3 separate regions of the Homo sapiens genome follow, and all the other regions are linked to region 1. A link is a contact called in ENCODE Hi-C or POLR2A ChIA-PET data. All regions are on one chromosome and are shown on one strand. The core of a region is the stretch at or near the end of the contact, and the rest is flanking DNA. Distances in the headings are between cores, read along the strand shown. Region 1 overlaps ADAMTS17 (ADAM metallopeptidase with thrombospondin type 1 motif 17). Region 2 overlaps ADAMTS17 (ADAM metallopeptidase with thrombospondin type 1 motif 17). Region 3 overlaps ADAMTS17 (ADAM metallopeptidase with thrombospondin type 1 motif 17).

Evidence for each region. A loop is a pair of places that touch in the nucleus more often than their neighbours do. ChIA-PET counts read pairs that join two places held with the same protein, here RNA polymerase II (POLR2A). Pooled maps may share reads with other maps.
Region 2: a map of ascending aorta shows a loop between it and region 1 (2.0-fold over the local background). The contact joins two enhancer-like sites. A Hi-C loop is called at or near these places in 3 of 168 maps with a recorded cell type or tissue (ascending aorta, esophagus squamous epithelium and tibial artery) and 4 of 50 pooled maps.
Region 3: a loop to region 1 is called in a map of ascending aorta, with 2.5 times the contacts of the local background. The contact joins two enhancer-like sites. A Hi-C loop is called at or near these places in 2 of 168 maps with a recorded cell type or tissue (PC-9 and ascending aorta) and 4 of 50 pooled maps. POLR2A ChIA-PET finds 5 or more read pairs at or near these places in 1 of 52 experiments (activated T-cell).

Annotation. Positions count from the first base shown.
Region 1 is chr15:100,240,102-100,244,449 of GRCh38, reverse strand. The region is part of intron 7 of ADAMTS17 (ADAM metallopeptidase with thrombospondin type 1 motif 17); the gene reads left to right. Among named protein-coding and RNA genes, the nearest start is that of ADAMTS17, 100 kb to the left of the region's middle. RefSeq lists an enhancer at 2,153-3,352. Within about 2 kb of position 2,794, at least 6 of the 41 ENCODE cell types and tissues checked have a DNase peak (open chromatin) inside an H3K27ac peak, as active enhancers do; they include ascending aorta, where a contact is called at or near this core.
Region 2 is chr15:100,307,130-100,311,889 of GRCh38, reverse strand. The region is part of intron 3 of ADAMTS17 (ADAM metallopeptidase with thrombospondin type 1 motif 17); the gene reads left to right. Among named protein-coding and RNA genes, the nearest start is that of ADAMTS17, 32 kb to the left of the region's middle. RefSeq lists an enhancer at 1,773-2,272. Within about 2 kb of position 3,434, at least 8 of the 41 ENCODE cell types and tissues checked have a DNase peak (open chromatin) inside an H3K27ac peak, as active enhancers do; they include ascending aorta, where a contact is called at or near this core.
Region 3 is chr15:100,112,316-100,116,905 of GRCh38, reverse strand. It overlaps ADAMTS17 (ADAM metallopeptidase with thrombospondin type 1 motif 17), which reads left to right. Exons shown (of 22, transcript NM_139057.4): 13 at 1-59. Among named protein-coding and RNA genes, the nearest start is that of ADAMTS17, 230 kb to the left of the region's middle. Within about 2 kb of position 2,630, at least 18 of the 41 ENCODE cell types and tissues checked have a DNase peak (open chromatin) inside an H3K27ac peak, as active enhancers do; they include ascending aorta, where a contact is called at or near this core.

The DNA.
Region 1 (4,348 bases), core at 1,545-4,044:
AGCTAGATGAGATTTGGGTGGGGACACAGCCAAACTGTATCAGTAAGTCACTCAAGGACAGTGGTGGACAAGATTGGCTCTGCAGTTAAACCTGCATTCGAATCTTGCTTGTCCACCACTGTCGTTGAGTGACTTACTGATACGGTTTGGCTGTGTCCCCACCCAAATCTCATCTAGCTCCAATAATTCCCACGTGTCATGGGAGGGACCTGGTGGGAGGTAATTGAATTATGGGGGCAGGTCTTTCCTGTGCTGTTCTGGTGATAGGGAATAAGTCTCATGAGATCTGATAGTTTCATAAAGAGGAGTTCCCCTGCAGAAGCTCTCTCTGGCCTGCCACCATGTAAGATGTGACTTTTCTCCCCTTTGCCTTCCGCCATGACTGTGAGGCCTCCTCAGCCATGTGGAACTGTGAGTCCATTAAACCTCTTTTCCTTTATACCCAGACTCTGGTATGTCTTTATTAGCAGTGTGAGAATAGACTGATACACTTACCTAATATCCCCTGCTCTGTTTTCTCATCTGGAAAATGGGGATAATAGTATCTAGGGTTGTTGTGAGGGTTAAAGCGGATGACTAATCACACTCATTAGGATGACCACTTTCATTTTGTTTTGTTTCATTTCATTTCTTTTTCTTTTCTTTCTTTTTTTTTTTTTTAAGATGGAGTCTTGCTCTGTCACCCAGGCTGGAGTGCAGTGGCAGGATCTCCGCTCACTACAACCTCTGCCTCCCGGGTTCCAGCAGTTCTCCTGCCTCAGCCTCCCACGTAGCTGGGATTACAGGCATGCGCCATTACGCCTGGCTAATTTTTGTATTTTTAGTAGAGATAGTGTTTGACCGTGTTGGCCACACTGGTCTGGAACTCCTGACCTCAGGTGATCCACCCTCCTTGGCCTCCCAAAGTATTAGGATTACTGGCGTGAGCCATGGCACCCAGCCAGAATGACCACTTTCAAAACCAGAAATAACAAATGTTGGCGAGGATGTAGAGAGATGGGAACCCTTGTGCACTGCTGGTGAGAATGCAAAATGGTGCATCTGCTATGGAAAACAGTATGGTAGTTTCTCAAAAAATTAAAAAATATGATTCAGGAACTCTACTTCTTGATACACTCCCAAAAGAATTGAAAGCAGGGACTCAGATATTTGTACATCCATCTTCATAGCAGCACTATTTACAATAGCCAGGATATGGAAACATCCCAGGTGTTGATAGAGGGGTGAGTGGATAAACAAAAATGTGGTCTATCCACACAGTGGAGTATTACTCAGCCTTCAAAAGGAAGGAGATAGTGACACATGCTATAATATGGATGAACCTTGAGGACATTATGCCGAATGAAATAAGCCAGTCACAAAAGGATGAATAGTGAATGAAGCCACTCACTTGAGGCACCTAAAGTGGTCAGATTCATGGAGACAGAAAGCAGGATGGCAGTTGCCAGGAGCTGAGGAACGCGGTCATGGGGAATTTGTGTTTAATGGGCAGAGTTTTTTAGTTGAGGAAGATGAAAAGTTCTGTAGGTGGACGGTGGTGATGGTTGTACAACAGTGTGAAGGTACTTAATGCCACGGAACCGTACACTTAAAATAGGTAAAATGGTACATTTTATGTTATGTATACTTTACATAATTTTTTTAAAGAAGTAAGATGACAGAGGGAGCAGTGTTGTGAATTTTATTTTCTAGCACTTCTTTGAGATTTTGTCCAAGAAAAATGATCAGGATGGGAGAAGGACAATGCCCAGCAAAGGAGCTCCTCCTGCCTTCTCCCCTGGGAGGTGAGGGAGGAGTGATGAGACACAAATAGTGCAGGGTTTGAGGGTGGTGTGTGCAGGACGGGGAGGAGAGGTACCGCCTAGGATGGGAGAGGCTGCAGTGTGTGGGAGAGGATGGAGAGAGGAGGGGGCATGTTAAGAAGTGTCACCAGGGAGTGAATTAGAGCCCTTTGAAATGTTCTTAAGGACATGCCAGTAGAGATTAGGGTGCCTTTGCAAGTTTCTTTTTTGGTTGCTAGGCTATGCATCTTTGGCTTAAACTCCAGGGCCAGATTGGACCATGTGGGCACTGAGACTTACTCAAGTTACCACTGATGTTTTTGGACAACGGACAGTCCTCATTTGCATCTGGCATTAAAATCACCGCTTTAGAGTTGAGCCAAGAGTTCGTTTTCCCAGTGACTGCTCGGCCGCTGGACTCACGGTGTAAAGAGCAAGGTCAGTCATGCCGAAGCCATTGCAGCACTTGGAATTAACCACAAGGGCAGGATGCGAGTGACCCTCCGGAGTCAGAACTGCAATTTGAGGGAGAATGTTTGTTTGTAGCTTGCGTGTTTCAGGCAGTCCCCCAGGCTCCTGTGCTCTTTGTGAGTTCGTTAATTTGAAGAACCTTAAACCCTCCCTTGTGAAATCTCAGGTTGGCTCTGAGTTTTTAACCTCAATTTCTACAGATATGCAGCGTAAGTGCTTCAGGAACGGGAAGGAAGGTTATGTCAGGGCGATCTTTTGGGCTGCTCTACCAGAGACCGAATCTGGGCCTGGCTACTATTTAGGACTTCAGTTTAAGCAACCTTCGGAGTTACTAGCATAGACGACTTGGATTAGAAATTCCTGACAAGTGCTGTTGTGCTGAGAGGGAGCTTGATTGACATATAGAAAAGGGCTGAGTCATGGTTAGACAAGAACTGAATCATGGTTAGGAAAGGCTGAGTCATGGTTAGGTGAGCTGAGTCAAGGTTAGGAAAGGGCTGAGGGCCAAGTGACTGCCCTCTGCCTGGTGGAATGGGGTGGAAGTGATACGAGCTATTTCTAGGCCTGGCCCAGCATCCATGAATGGCACCTAGGGGCTCTTTCTCCGTTGGCCGACTGGCTGAGGTTGTCCACAGAACTGGCAGCCATGGCCCCTGAAACATTGGATGTTACATGAGTGAGAAGTAAAGTGTGTTGAGACACTGAGATTTGAGGCTTTGTTTGCTAAAGAAATTACCGCAACAATCAGAAGTGCTAGTGTGTGTTTCTACAAGATCCTGCCCTTGAAATACTTCGAGGTCTCAAAGCGTTGAAGACTTCCATCCCTGTGGGGACTAAGAGGACAGTGGCCCTATCTCTACGTTCAGGCTTACAGAACAACTTTGGCAGGTGACCTGCCAGGGTGTGGTGGAATGAGGGGTAGAGCCAGAATCTTGAGTGATTTTTACTGAAGAATTAAAAAGTAGTCTTGGAGTTGTAGGGGAAGAAAATTTAACTTTTTACTCCACCCATATTAGATTCATTGGCCAGGACCCTGAAAATAAGACTGACAGCAACACCAAAAAAAGCCAGATAGGCCAGGTGTAGGGGCTCACTTCTGTAATCCCAGCACTTTGGGAGACCAATGTGGATGGATCACAAGGTCAGGAGTTCGAGACCAGCCTGACCAACATGGTGAAACACCATCTCTACTAAAAATACAAAAAATAGGTGGGCTTGGTGGCGGGCACCTGTAATCCCAGCTACTCAGGAGGTTGAGGCAGGAGAATCGCTTGAACCCGGGAGGCGGAGGTTGCAGTGAGCTGAGATCCTGTCACTGCACTCCAGCTTGGGCAACAGAGCGAGACTCTGTCTCAAAAAAGAAAAGCCAGATTAACAAGAGAAAAACAAACAGAAGTTGAGTATAAGCTGGGAGCTCTCAGCAATGAGGAACACAGAGGGGTGATTAGAACTTGGCCTTATACCGCGTCTTGACAAAGAATAATACATTCTTAGAAGTGACAAGATGAAAGAAAAGGACTGAGTTCTGGGTGGCAGATTGTGGGAAGGTCAGCTGTGGGGGAACTGCTGGAAGATGAAGGCTCATTACTTGAGTTTGTCATGTAGATTCCTCGGGTGCCCTCTGGACTGATGAGGGTCTGGGGTTCTCTCCAGTGATTAACTTCTGTTCTTCCTGGTAGAGGAGTGAGGGGGGAGCACCTTTACAAATTCATGTCTTGCTCTTTGGCAGAGAGTGGGAGGACAAAGCTTTCTTGTACCTGCTTCTTCTCCATTGCTTTCAGCTCAAAATAATCCTTCGGCCACAGTGGCATATGTTGCTACCCTCCAGCCTTTGCTATGGTCTTGGAACACATTCCTGACGTTGCTGAAGGCATCTGGGGCTGAGGAGGAAGAAGCAGCAGAGAGATTGCTGCTCCTTGAGAACAGGAGTCACTTAGGCCTGGGGATTGGAAAGGTGCCTGCAGCTCTGGTCTCTGGTGGCAGTCTGGGTGCTGACCAGCAGCTTCCCAGTCTCCATTAAGGGCCCAGAGCTAGCCTTAGGCTTGAGGTGGGGCCCAGGGCCCCTCCTGAGCAGCAGCTGGTTACAGGAATGAGTA
Region 2 (4,760 bases), core at 2,185-4,684, 67 kb before region 1:
TTTTTCTCCCACGAGTCTAAGCATGGCAATCACAGTCAATATTAAGTATTTTTTTTTTTTCCTTTTTCACTTATCTGTTGGACATGTTCTCTCTGAGAACCCAGATGTGAGGCTAGGGCAGGCACCTCTTCTTGAATATTACTTGATTAAGAAAGAAAAGCTAAAATCTAAACATTGAAACAAAAAATAAAAGGGTATGATGCCATTTTTTGTGTGTGCGCATATGTGTCTGAATCCTTTTTCCCACATGCAGCTCCACCAAACAGAGGAATTGGACAAGAAGTGGTGTCGGCTCTTCCCAGTTCTCCCCTGGACTCTTATGCAACACACGCCCGCCCCACTTTAGTAACTCAAAGCAGAGAAGGCCTCCAGCTTAAATAGGAAAATCTGCCTCGAGCTGCAGACGGATCAAGAATTCATAGTTTATTATTTAAAGTGCACACTGGCTGGGGCTGTCCAGGTGGCTCAGGGAAGCTCCTGGCAGCTGGTCCAGCCCTGAGGCTGGAGGAGGGATGGTGGCCCCCAGAAGGCCATGGGCCAGGCGGCTGAGTGAGCGCATGGCCTCGGTGCTGGCTTGGTGTTGCAGGGGGCGGTGGGGGTGGAGAGAGAGGTCCCTGCCAGCTCCCGCAGTAGTGTCTGATTTTTGAATCAGCGGCGTTCATGTTCCCTCCAAGGGAGAGAGCCGGGAGAATGTGTGACTGAGAGTGCACACCCGGCTTCCCTCCCGGCAGGAGGCCTCTGGCCAAAAAGTCCACCCGAGGCAAGGGAAGGAGAACAGACACTCTGGTCTTTTTAAGAAATGGCTTTCGGGTTACATTTTTTCCTCTGCAAAAAGGTCTAGCCTTCTCAGTACATGAATTTCTCATGGAAAAGCCTAGCAGAAAGTCTCACCGGGACAGCTGCTGCCCAGTTTTGTTGAGCGTTTTCCAGCTGCAGATGCAGTGGGTCCTTTTGCAAAGCCTGCTTTCCAAAGCAACAGGCAATTTCATGTGCACGACCAGACAGAGAATTTGCCTGCTGGAACCTGTATGGGGTTGCACAAACTGGCTTTGGGCTGAAGGAGCTGGTACCTTTCTCAATCCATTAGCAAGTCGTAGATCAAACCCCCTGCCGTGGCGTTTGGATGGAGCTGGACAATGAAGCTTAGGGGAAAAGCCCAGTAAAGCCGGGAGTGTTCCCACCCAGTGGAGCAGAAAACGTCAGGCGTCACTGGTGGTCGGCTTTGGTGGTGGTGTGGATGCAACCTGGGACCAGCTGTGAAGGGACAGAGGTCTCGCTCACATCTGCTGCAGGGGACCTTCTGCTCTGGTGTCCACACTGCACCCTGTGCTTAGGCGTGCTCCAGAATTGGGGAGCAGAAAGGGACCTTTCTTCTCTGTAAGCGAAGAGACACAGCTTATAGGTTGGGGTCCCGTGGATTTCTTAGGAAGCCAGTGCTTGGCCTGCTGGGCCCCTGCGAAGGGAATGAGCCATTCTTTGTGTCAATATTTAAAGAAATACAACACACTCCTAGAAGATAAACTGTTTCCACTGCTGCCAGGGATGTGGCTGCTTCTCTCACTGTGCTTTTGGGGGATGCTTTATTACCCCTCCTCTCCCTGTGTGGGGCTGATGGTCGACAGCGGGCACAGCTTAGGTTCGGAGTCTCCTGCCTGCTTTGTCCCTGGGGGTATCATCTGAATGGTGTTTGGCCTGTTGGTTTCCTTTCTGGGAGGCAGTTAATCATCTTGTTGGTGCAGAGTGTTCAGCGGCACATCCGTGAATTTCTGTCACGGGCCTGCTTGGCTCGCCTCTGAGTTTGAAAAGCTGCCTGCCTTAGTATAAATATGCATTTCCCAGCCTCGAGGACGGCTCGGCTGTTGCAGTGACAAGAGCATCTGTGCATCCCTCGGGGCACATTGTCCCTTGCCGGCAGGTGATCTGCCTCAAATCTTCCTGTTTCCTATCCCTGACGCCTTTCCCTGAAGCTGCCCCTGCAAGGGTCCTGGGGTCTCTGCTGTGTTTGCTTCATCACGTGTGTACAGGCGTTGGCTACTGTGGTCGGGGGCAGCAGGGAGAGAGAGTGCCCAGAACAGGCTTGGCCACACAGACCCCCAGGCAGTTGGGGTGGGCCCAGAGTTCTGGAGGAGAGGAGGAAAGAGGTCATGATGGCGATTTGGGGATGCTCCCTGGGGAAGCAAGATATGAGCCAGGCATTGAAACTGCTGGGCTTCACGTGGATTCCAGAGAAAGGGCATGGCTTGTGTCATCTGTGCCTTTGTACGTTGTCCACATGCCTGGCACGTTGTAGGCTTCAGAAATCTCAAGAAGCCCATGGGAATGGGTTTGGGATTAGAGAGGACTCTGCGGCAGCCAGGGTGGTGAGACAGGCACCAGACTGAGGCAGGCCAGAGCTTGAGTCCTGTCTCGAAATCCATCCTCACTGAGGGGGCTTGGGCAGGGGGCACCCCCGAGGTTGCAGTGGGTTCCATCCCAGCGCCGACCACCATCACAGCTGTGGGGAATAGCCATTCCATTTTTTGTGCGTTTTTGAGACAGGGTGTCGCCCTGTCACCCAGTCTGGAGTGCAGTGGCACAATCACAGCTCACTGCAGCCTCGACCTTCCTCGAGCGATCCTCCCACACTCGCCCCCACATGCCTCCGAGTACCTGGGTTCAGAGGTGTGTGCCACCACGCCCAGCTGATTATTTTTTTGTGGAGATGAGGTCTCACTGTGCTGCCCAGGATTTTCGTGAACTCCTGGGCTCAATCCTGCCACCTCTGCCTCCCAAAGTGCTGGGATCACAGGCTTGAGCCATTGCCCCTGGCCACATGGCCATTCTGTGGGCATGCAGCGTCCAGCCTCTGTAAGAATGAGGACCATGTTGTTGAGAACGTAGCTTTCTTTGGGACATCTAAGTTGTGAAAATCAGAGTTTTCCCTGAGCAAGCTGCCCATTTTGCTGTATTTGGGGACCCAGAAGTTTGGGAAGAAACAGGAACAGGGATTGATGGTTGTGAATCTGGTGTGGCTTTCTCACCTCATCTGACCAGGGCACGAAACCCCAAGATATGCCCAGTTGTGCATGAGTTGTGTCCCTCTGTGTCCCCTGGGGTGGCCTTTCCTGCTGCTTAGTCAGACTCCCCTGGTGATGTACACTGGGTTGTCTCGTGGAGAAAGTAGCCGGCAGAAGAAGCCAGGGCAAACTTGGATGGCTAAGCCCGGGATTCTGTTTTCCTTTCCCATTACTTTTTTTTCTTTTTTCATGAATCCAACACTGACAGTACAGATTTCTTGAAGACATTCCAGTTTCAACCATATTAAAGAGTAGTTACTTGGAGTTATGATACATCAGTAACTACCTAAAAAGGGAAAGCATTTAGCAATAGCAAAAAAAGGAAGCTGTTCAAGTTGTAGCAAGAATCTTGTTATAATTGCTTCCAGCGTGAATGACGTGGGCACTTTGCTCAGGAAGCCTGAGGATTCTACCAGCGAGTGAACGATGGTGTTCCCTGCTTGCTTTATCTTTGGGGATTCTGAGATTTACAACTGTCGTCTTTTGCTTTTTTCCTTCCAGTTGTCTGTGGCAAGCAGCCGCTAGCAGCCTGTGTTCCAGACAACTGAACATAATTTCTGGCTGCCAGATAAAATAAAATGTTTTATAATAACTTTTTGACAAGGCTGGACGATCAAGCCTTTTGTGGGGTGTGTGTGAGTTGTCTGTGTATGTGGGAGAAAAAGCGGAGACCGTTTTGCTCCAGGGGTATGATGTTTTGGTAATAGATGTCATTGAAAAGTTGTTTTAAAAAGTGAGACTTCTGTAAAGTGGGTCAAATTTTAAATGAAGTAGATGAGCTTACCGTTTTAAAGGAAGCTGGAGTAAATTCTGTAAAGTGGAGACGTTTTTGGCAGGATATGCACCAGCTGCTTAGAACGTACTCGTAGGTTGAATTTTGTATTTTTCATAGAAAAAACATAATTGCTTGTCTAGGGCAGATTTGTGATGATTGGACTCTTTCTGCAGGGCACCATTATAGATGAGCAAGACTGTCGTCCAGGTGTGGCAGTGTTGGGGCTGTGTGGTGGGTGGCAGGTCCCAGCAGGGGGTCTGTGGGAACCCACACTGTTGTGCTCTTTCAGAAGCTTGTGGAGGACGCCAGCCACACCTGGCACTGCACGCGGCACGTGACATCGGCTATCTCATTTTCTCCTCCTCAAATGCTCAGCTGTTTTCATCACAGTAAAACGGCATGGTTCCCATTACAGCTGGATAAACATGAAGGGGCATTTAGGGACCAGAGGCAGGAGGTCTGCATTGCTTAGCCCTCTCTCCATCTCAAGCTAAGCCAGAAAAATAAATAAAAGGGAATTTATTGACTCGTGTGAAAAGCCCATCAGGTAATATGAGCTTTAGTCATGGCTGGACCCAGGGTTTACAGCAGTGTGGCTGGGGCTTCCTTGCTTGCTCTTGCCATCTCTTTCTTTTGTTTCACTCTGGGTTTACTTAAGTCTCAGGCAGGTCTTTCCTGATGGCAGCACAGGGGGCCCCTGGCAGCTGCAGCTTTTGTGGTCCTTGGTGCCTGTGAACCCCGTCACACCAAACTTTGTGAAAGGATTTGAGTGGCCCTGCTTGGGTCACGTGCCCAGCCCTGGACTCATCCCTCTGTCCAAGAAGCAGAGTCTTTTTTCCTGTCCTATAACGTGGTCATCACACAGCATTGGGGTAGGGCTGGTGATAGACAGCTTCATTGGTTTGGTGTGGTCCTCAGAAGCAAAGAGG
Region 3 (4,590 bases), core at 1,381-3,880, 130 kb after region 1:
GGCACACGACCGGCTGAGCCCCAAGAAGAAAGGCCTGCTGACAGCCGTGGTGGTTGACGGTAAAGGCATATGGCATGTCCTTGCATGGCAGCCTCCTGTCCTCCCCTAAGAATATAAAAACCACCTAGGGAAGCCGGGGGGCATCCCTTTCCCAAACCAACCCAGCAAGACACTCCAGTCCTCTGCCCAGCTCAGCTGCGGCCCAACTTTGTAAGTTGTGGGGTTGACCTTGAATGACCCAGCTCTCTGAGATGTTCCAACTGCAGCTGTTGAAGCAGGCAGCAGGCCAGGTGCATCCTGCAACCCCATTTGTAGCGAGGAGGCTGTGCTGGCATCCTGCCCCTGGCGCCATGTGTGGAGGGACCCAGGACGAGCTGAGGAGACCAAGGAGCTTTACAGGGGCATCCCAGTGTGCTGGTGCGGCTGCTCTCTGGCTTTCCAATGTGGATGATCCCTGTATTGCTTCTCTTGGTTTATTTTGAATTGGCTCTTAATCCTTGGCTAGGATGTTGGGGAACATTTTGAGAATAGTTTGCAACTTAGGAAAGATGATAATAAGCACAGGTCCCATTTTCTTTCCAAGAGCTTTCTCCTGAATCAAGAGGCTCTGCCCCATCGGGCCACTGCAAGCATTTCCAGTAGCTGATGAAGTTCTAGGTGGTGTGTCATGTATACATTTGTAATGTCTGCTTAATTAATGTCCTTAATAGATGAGGACACCCCAGGACCCGCTTCAGGGTTGTTGGGTTTTTTTTTTTTTTTTTTTTTTTTTTACCTAAAACTGTTCTTCTTTAGGAAACAAGACTTTGTGCTATAATGATGACATATGAACCCGTTTATCGGTATGTCATGTACAAGACACAAGTTAGCTCTACATACATCGTCTCATTTAATACGCAAAACAAGCTGTGCAGAAGATGAGAGGGAATAAGGTTACAGGACACCTCTAAGCACCTGCAGCTGACAAGAGGCCAGGGCGGGAGCTGACCTCACTTCCAGAGCAGTTGACTCACAGAAAATAAGCAGCTATTGCCTGGCTGCCAACACTTGAAGAAGACAGACCGCATGACTTCATGGGTGTGGAGTGAGGGAGCTTGAAGAAGAACTCAGGAAACTGGGCCTGATTTTTAGACAGCCTCAAAAGTGTTTTGCAGAAGAATGAAGTTCTGATGCCAGGTCTTATGTTTCTTCCCTGTGATGGGAAGAGCCTTTGAAATCTGCATTTGGCCTTCTGCTGTCGCAAGTTCAGGTGTGCGTAGCTGTGTGAAGGTGGGCCCGGGCATCTCTGGAATAGCAGCCTCAGATCTGCAGCTTTTAGTCTAACAGCCTGACCCATCCTCTTTGAGCTGACTCGTAGAGCAACATGTGATGCTCTAAATTGTAGCAGATAACACCAGCCCACTCAGATGAGGACTCATTTGAAAGTATTGGGGAGCCCCATCATTGTCCTTTTTTAAAAAGAACACCACCTTTGGGGACCGTGTAATGTAGCTGCGCCATCAGCTCGCCAGCAGAATTCAAGAGAAACACGGCCTTTGCACCCTGAATTTTCCCTGCAGTTGAGGGAGAGGGGAGACCTGCCCTCCTAGAAGGAACGTGTGCGGCTGGAGCCGTGCAGTTGCACACCGGCCTTTGCCTCCCTCCGCCTGGCTGTGAGTCGGATGCAGGAGGTGGCAGGAGGCTTCCCGCTGTGTCAGGCACACGCAGACCCCTAATTGGAAGCGAGAGAGCTGCCATTTGGTTCTCATGAGAAGCAGCCTTGAATCCGAACCTTCAGCTTTCCCCGGCATGCCAGATAAAGATACTTTTAGACCTCTTTACTGCCCACTCCCACTTTGCAGGAGCAAGAAGAGGTCAGGTCTGGGACAGACTCACGCTCTTCAAATTTCAACTCAACTTTGTGCCCCAAGTTGTTCTTTCCTTGGTTGCCTGCTTCAGTTTTCAATGCTCCCGTCTTATTTATTCAGCACAGAAATCCCACTGAAATGTCTGTGTTTCCACAGATTTCTCCAAGTCCAGATTAAACTTCTGTTTTCCTTCTGACCGCTTTTGGATGGCTGGACTGTTTCGTTGCCTTATCACCACAGTGGTTGGGACTTGAGTCTGCCCAGATCCTCCACCCAGGAAGCCTTGCGGTGTGGCTCTCTGGGGGGCCACTTGGATTGGGAATGTGACCTTTCACCCACTTCCTTTCTGTTTCTCTCTGCCTAAGTCCTAAGTTATTGTCACTAGAGTGCCACCGCCTTTGATCTGAAAAGAGCAGCCCTGTTTGATGAGGACAGCTACCAGGCAGTAAGTATCTCGCGTTTGAAGGAGAGACCCCACGCTCGGGGCTTTGCACAGGTAGCTCGACACGTCCTGCTCTGGGGTAGAATCGCCCTGACTTCTTGCATCTGCAGTTTCATTTCTCTCAAATACCAACAGAAGCCAGCATTTTTAAAAGGAGCACTTCATCAAGGGTAAAAACAAAATAATAGATGGCCAATTTAGAAGGCAGGAGGGGAATACGGATTATAAGTGTTCCTCTGAAAACTCCATTTATAAGAGGCACAGTTCTAGCTGAGCCGTGATAGGAACGTTTCCTGTGGTTGGGCTCCGGGCTCTTCTGAAGCCCATTATGACTGCCCTATTCATAGCAGTGCTATCGCTGCGGAATTCTTTGGCGAGTGACGCACAGTTCAAAAGAAGGGAAGCTGTATTTTTGTTCTTTTTTTTCCTCTTCCTTTTTTTAAAAAAAAAAAAAAAAAGAAGAAAGAATTCTTGCAGAGGTAGATTTTCCAAGGGAGGATTCAGGACCACAAATCCATCCCACCTCCAAAAGAAGACAAAGATCCTCCTTAGAAAATATTTCTAAATGGAAAAGCCTTTAGACAGAAACCCATTGAGATGGCCCACTGCCAAACCCACCCCATTTCTGCTTTTCTCATGGAATCTCATTGAAGTGGAAACCTTCAAGAGTTCAGTCCTCCTTGCCCAGGCCAGCAGGCCATGGGCCCACTGAAGTGTCGGAGAGCTTGGCAAAGGCTGCGTCTGGACGTGGCTGTGCGTTCCCAGCGCCTCCTGCCTGGCACGGCAGAACCCCCCAGGTCTGAGCCTCCGTGGGGATGAGGGGCGTGATGGTTAGGACTCTCTGACGACAGCTCCGCCAAGCCAGCTGGGGCCGCTTAATGAAAAGGAGGGAAGCTGTTGCAAAGCTGAAGATGTCAGGACCTTAGCTCTGTGGTCTCCGAAGCTTGCATTTGGTAGTCACAACCCCGTGCACCCACTGCAGACTGGCTTTCTCAGAACTTGTCCGTGTGGAAGCTGGTAGGGTAGCCCACGGCACCTCTTATGTAAATCCACATCCTTTACCCAGATCCTTTTGGGCCACATACAGTTCAAGCTTCAGAGCATTTTATGTGTTCAAAAGGTAATGACAGTGCATCAACCAAATATTTGTATTGCTAGTGGGCTCCAGGAGAGCACCCCATAGTCAGTCACGTGGGTCTGTCCACCAGGTGACCTCATTAAGGGGGATACTGACACTACCTAGAGCTCACATCAGTCCAGGCTGGTTTTGCTGCCAAATGTGTTTGCCACAAATGGAAGAGAACACTTAGAGTTTTCAGAGCTTTTTGAATTTCTGAATTACATATAAGGGAGTGTAGCCTTCTTTGGGATCCGTCAACCACGAGCAGACATGACCTCTCTGCATCTGAATTTCAGTACCGAGTTCCCAGGAAAGAGACGAGGAATGGGCCAGCTATGGGCAGGTGCTCACTGCTGGTAAAATCCGCAGAGGCCTGTCCGCCGGGGACTGATGAGGGGGCCGGGTTGGGCAGCTTTGGGAACAGGAGTCTGAGTAGCCTCGTCAGCATGTGTCCCCCACAGAGGACCAGGGAGAACTTGGATGAGTGCTGTGATGAACTCAAAGCAATGTCCCCACCATACTAAGACCTTCTAACTGCTGGCCTAGAGAGAGAGCAGAGAGACTGCTGAGAGCCACGAGTGTCTTCTTCACTGCAGAGGAATGTTCCAAACCTCCAGCGGGCACATGTGACCACGTGGTTCCCAAGCTTCTGAGCCCATCTTCCCTGCCCTGCCTGTGACCACCTCCAGCCAAGCAGAAGTCCTGATGCCAGGCAGGCCAGCAAGAAGCCAGACCGGCCCCAGGCTTTGCAGCTTCAGTCAGAATTCCATCTCAGCACACACCAGCCATGCAGGTGGCACGTTCCAAGCTTCCTTCCTTCAAGTGTGTGGTTGTATAACTTTTAAGAAAATGTGATCTTCTGTGCTGTTGGGGATGTAAGAGTGTTGATGCTGGGTGCAAAGCTGAATCCCACCACCTCATGTTATTTACTGGGGTCTTGTTCCTGGAGATTAATCTCCCACCTAAGGCAACCTGGAGGGAAATAGAGAATTTTGAGGGATTCTGAGCCTCCTCCTCACATTTTAAAAACCTTATCCTTTGGGAGATCATGCCATATAGTTTGCTAGAGATGTGGGTGCCCTGAATTCCAAGCAGAGGCCTCAAAGGGGAGACGGACAAATGGAGAGTTCTGGCTGAGCAGGGAAGGGAAGCCCCACCTCTAGACTCTGTTCTGGAGCCTG